Linked DNA regions of Homo sapiens: region 2 is linked to region 1. A link is an interaction called in ENCODE POLR2A ChIA-PET data of the cell type or tissue named here. Cell type or tissue: Panc1. All regions are shown on one strand.

What was found. Peaks named below come from ENCODE experiments on the same cell type or tissue, not always from the same donor. Only the 100,000 strongest peaks of a DNase experiment are listed, where the experiment ranks them.
Region 2: POLR2A ChIA-PET joins it to region 1 with 15 read pairs; 1 of 35 experiments calls an interaction of 5 or more read pairs at or near these places.

What each region holds. Positions count from the first base shown.
Region 1 is chr22:31,054,396-31,056,895 of GRCh38, reverse strand. No RefSeq gene overlaps it. Among named protein-coding and RNA genes, the nearest start is that of SMTN, 26 kb to the left of the region's middle. In Panc1, no CTCF peak of the experiment used is centred here; a DNase peak (open chromatin) is centred at 1,135; H3K27ac peaks cover 773 bases.
Region 2 is chr22:30,677,465-30,679,964 of GRCh38, reverse strand. No RefSeq gene overlaps it. Among named protein-coding and RNA genes, the nearest start is that of DUSP18, 11 kb to the right of the region's middle. In Panc1, no CTCF peak of the experiment used is centred here; no DNase peak of the experiment used is centred here; H3K4me3 peaks cover 241 bases.

The DNA of each region.
Region 1 (2,500 bases):
TGAGCTGCTGGCAGAGAAAGGTGAACAGCTACCTTTTTGGGGGGAAAGTCAGAACATCATCTGTGGGAAAAGATCTAGGGCAGACCAGCTCAGAGGCTTGGGCCTCAGTTTCCCATATTCACCACCATGGCATGTATGGGGGATGAATAACTTCAGCTAAAGATTCAAGAACTATTGTTTGGGTGCTTGCTACATGCCAGGTACTGCACTGGCTGCTGCAGACACATCGGGGACAGAGTTAAGCCCTGTCCTTGGGGGCTGACATTCTAGCAGAAGGCAGTCGCTCAGTAAGTTTCCCAACAGGCTAGAGGCAGGTGCCTCAGGCCCATAAGACCTGATCAACACACTTGTGGCTGGATAGGTTTCAGAATTCATTTTTGTTTTTTTCAGCCAGGGTCTCGGTCTGTTATTCAGGCTGGAGTGCAGTGGCACAGTCATGGCTCACTGCAACCTCAAACTCCTGGGCTCAAGTGATCCTCCCGCCTCGGCCTCCCAAAGTGCTGGGATTACAGGCATGAGCCACTGCTCCCAGCCTCAGAATTCAGGATTTTTTTAGATTTTAAAAGGTAATCCAGTGGGGTCTGGATCCATCCATCTCCAATGAAACATACGAATATTTCTGTAGCTAGAAGTGTGAGTATTGACTCTAAGTGAAATGAACAGATTGCACACCCTCAGTCAATCCAGGTCAGATATTGCTCCTGAATGAGTTTTCACTAAGTGTGCAGAAAAGCCTCTGGCTGTCTGAATTTTCTGAACTTGGAGCTGTAGGTATGAGATTGAGGGCCTGATTCCTCTTCCCATTGTACAGATAAGAAAACTGAGACTCGGGACCAGAGAGTCACCTACCCAAGGCTCCTGAGCGAGCAAAACCTGCAGGTGGGTGGGAATGCAGGTCTACTGTGGCTCCAGATTGACGGCTTGCCACTAACAGGGACTGTGCCTCAGAGAGAAGCAGGGACGGGTGGAGAAGGCTCCTTGACCAAACCTTAGCGGCCCAGCAGCCAGTTCTGCCAGGAAGGAGTTAAACACTAGCTGGGCCCCTGCCAGGCCTCTGCACCACGGCTCCTCACAGGGCCTGCCTGTCTGGGGCCTGTTTACCAGGCTGTGCTTGCATCACCGGCTCTGGCTCCGACGTGCAGTGCAAACACATTCACATTCTTGGGTCATGAGAAACGCACAATTGTGGTGACATCATGCCCAGCGAGGAGGCTTTCGACAGCCTCTTTCCCGCCCCAAGTCAAAGCTGTTTAATTAGCTCCCTTTAACTGGAACTCTCTCTTCTCGTAAAAACCAACTGGAGATACTGACCAAGTGCGGGTGATGGGGATTGGAGTGTTGTGTGTTTCTGTGTGTGTGTGTTTTAAGGGATAAAAATAGCCCATCTGGGACTCCTTTTGGGGTATTTGTGAGTGTTAATGCACGAGTGTTTATATTAAATCTATGTCACACTGGACATTTTCATCCAAATTTGGGGCTTGGAGATGGAACAAGGGAAACCACCCACATCTTTTGGTTCCCTCTAGTTTTTCCTTTTGGGAGGGAGACACATGGTCCAAGTAAAAGGGCCCTGGGAGACAATTTAGATCAATCCCTCATTATACAGCCAAGGAAAAGGAGGCCCAGAGAGGGGAGGGCCTTGCCTGAGGTCACGCAGTGAGGCTCCCAGTTCCCATACCCCTGGGATGTATCTTGTGGCACGCCCCTCAGCCCCCATTTCAGCTTTATGAGCTGTTTTTCAGGGTGTTGGAAAGAGAAGTGCTCCTGGCTAGAGCTTCCTGGCTATGTTTTGAGATGAAGAGTGAACATACCAGCTTGGGCAACATAGGGAGACCCCGTCTCTACAAAAATTTTGTAAACATTAGCTGGGCATGGTAGTGCGTGCCCATGGTCCCGGCTACTCAGGAGGCTGAGGTAGGAAGATCACCTGAGTTTGCGAGGTTGACGCTGCAGTGAGCTGTGATTGGTTATTGCACTCCAGCCTGGGAGACAGAGTGAGATCCCATCTCCAAAAAAAAAAAAAAAAAAAAATGTGGGGCGGTGGGGCCAAGCACAGTGGCTCACACGAGTAATCCCAGCTCTTTGGGAGGCTGAGGCAGGCGGATCACTTGAGGTCAGGAGTTTGAGACCAGCCTGGCAGCCTGGCCAACATGGTGAAACCCCATCTCTATTAAAAATACAAAAATTAGCTGGATGTGGTGGCGGGCCCCTGTAATCCCAGCTACTCAGGAGGCTGAGGCAGGGGAATTGCTTGAACTCTGGAGGTAGAGGTTGCCGTGAGCCGAGATGGCGCCACTGCACTCCAGCCTGGGTGACAGAGCAAGACAGTCTCAAAAGAAAAAAACTGTGGATACCTTTTTTTGTGGTGGTGGTGGTGGTGGCTTCCACATGTGGTGTTGGGGTGGCAGCAGTGAATAATAAAACAAGAGACCTCAGCCTCCCCAATCTCCTGTCTTTCTTTTTTTGAGACAGGGTATTGCTCTGTTGCTCAGGCTGGAGT
Region 2 (2,500 bases), 380 kb after region 1:
TGAATCTTGGAGGATCCTTGGTCCCTGCCTTCAAACAGTGTTGGGAGAAAAGCTGAGTGTTGGGAGAGAAGCTGAGGCAGGGGTTGCATGTCTGCTAGAATTGCTGGCTCCTTGCTTCTAGCACTCCCATTATCTCAAGCAGCTATATGTTTCTCATTCACTTGATACACTGTTTCCTTTCAACTCCCACATCCTCACCAACTGTTTCTTTGTTTGAGCATCAATAAATAGCATGGGCTTCCAGAGCTCCAGGGCCTTTGCAGCTTCCACACTCGCCATGACCCCTGGTCCCACTTTCTCTCTCAAACTTTTTTTTCATTCCTTTGACTCCACCAGACTTCGTCGTCCCCACAACCTGGTGTTGGGTCTGATCACCCCAACATTCCTGGCTGCCCAACGTGGGGCGACAAAGACCCCGGTGAAGGAACACTAGAGCATGTGAAAGCGGAGGACACATTGTCACAGGACACCCAAGAACGTCGAACGTCTAAAAGAAGCTCGGCAGGAAAGCTGAGCACTGGGAAGAACCAGGGTAACAATGGGACAAAGTGAAAGCAGACATTCTGCTTATTTAGATTTCTTAAAGCATTTATTACAAAGAGGGGGGCATGAAAGTTAGTACTCACAATTTGTTAATCACTCTTTAGTACAGTAAAGCAGTTTTGCCCATGGTTTCCTGAACAAGGGACTATGGAGTTGAATAAATGGGAGAGAACTGGGGGAGACTTTAAAAAGGCATATAAAGAGGGAGCAGAAGTTCTAGTTTCCGTTTGGTCAATGTGGGTGCTAATAAAGGCAGCTCTTAAGCCATTTCAAACAGATCATGAGGCAGATTCAGATGAGGAAGAGGAGGACAAGTGTAAAAAACTAACTTCAGATTCTGAGTGTGAGGAACAGCTACCGGAGGAGATGAAAGAAAGGAAAACTGAAAAAAGTATGTTTTACTAGCCTGTCGGCTCCACCTGCTGAATTAAGTGAATGGCCACCTCCTCTCTCTCCCTTTAATGGGCAAGAAAATAAATTAGCCGAAAAACTTACTGCTTCTGTAGTTGCAACATTAAAACTGGAGCAATTGGTGGTGCTATACAAAATTCTATTCAAAAAGCTAGAGCTGAGGGAGACCTTGAAGCATGGCAATTTCCCGTTACTATAATCCAGTAGGGAGGCAGGGCTAATATAGCTAATTGGGCTACTTTTCCTTTTAAGTTACTAAAGGAATTGAAGGACGCCATTAGTCAATACGGACCGAACCCTCCTTTTGTGCAAACTTTAAAAATATGGCTCTGATAATAAATTAATACCATATGATTGGGATACGTTGACAAAATCTGTTCTCACTCCGTCTCAGTATTTACAGTTTAAAACTTGGTGGACTGATGAAGCTCAAACTCAGGCAAGGGAAAACACACAAGTGCAGCCACCTGTGCCTGTTTCCTTTGAACGGTTAATGGGAGTTGGCCCCAACTGGGGTCGATTAGAAAATCAAGCAGTAATGAAGGATGTTGCCATTGTTTAGCTGCACTTTGTGTGCTTACAGGCATGAGAAAGGATAAATGTTACAAGGGAAAAATATCCCTCTTTCAGTTCTGTCTGACAAGGACCCAAAGAACCATATATTGATATTATTGCTTGACTCCAAGAGGCTGTGTATAAAGCCATAACTGATAAAACAGCACAGGATGTTGTAACACAGCTTCGTGCATACGATACTGCTAATGCAGAGTGTCAAACTGCTATTTGACCCCTGAGAGGGAAGGCTTATTTAGCTGAATATATTAAGGCTTACGATGGCATTGGAGGTAACTTATATAAGGCTACTCTTTTAGATCAGACTATGGCTGGTTTAAGAGTAGGAAACAATATGCCCCATTTCTCAGGATCTTGCTTTAATTGTGGGCAATTTGGACACACAAGAAAGGAATGTAGAAAAGGAAATCAAAAGGCAAAAACTACCATCAATCAACAGAAAAGTCCCGGTGTATGTCCCCGGTGTAAGAAAGGCAATCACTGGGAAAGTCAGTGTCATTATAAATTTAGCAAAGATGGACAACCTCTTTCGGGAAATGGGAAGAGGGGCCCGCCTCGAGCCCCTCAACAAACCAAGGCATACCCGGCACAGCCAGTACCCTTACAAACGTACAACAGTTGTCCCCCGCCTCAGCAGGCAGTGCTGCCATAGATGTCTACAGCACAATTCCCATCTCCTTACTTCCTGGGGAGCCACCAAAGGTCCCCACGGGAGTTAGGGGACCCTTACCCTCAGGAACAGTAGGTCTATTATTTGAAAGGTCTAGTCTGAATTTAAAAGGTGTTACTGTACATATGGGAATAATCGACTCTGATTATACTGGAGAAATTAAATTAGTTATTAGTTCCTCGACTCCGTGGTCTGCCTCCCCAGGAAAAATGATTGCTCAATTGTTGCTGTTACCTTACATAAAACTAGGAAGAGTACAGTGAAAAGAACAGGAGGCTTTGGTAATACTAATCCAGCAGGAAA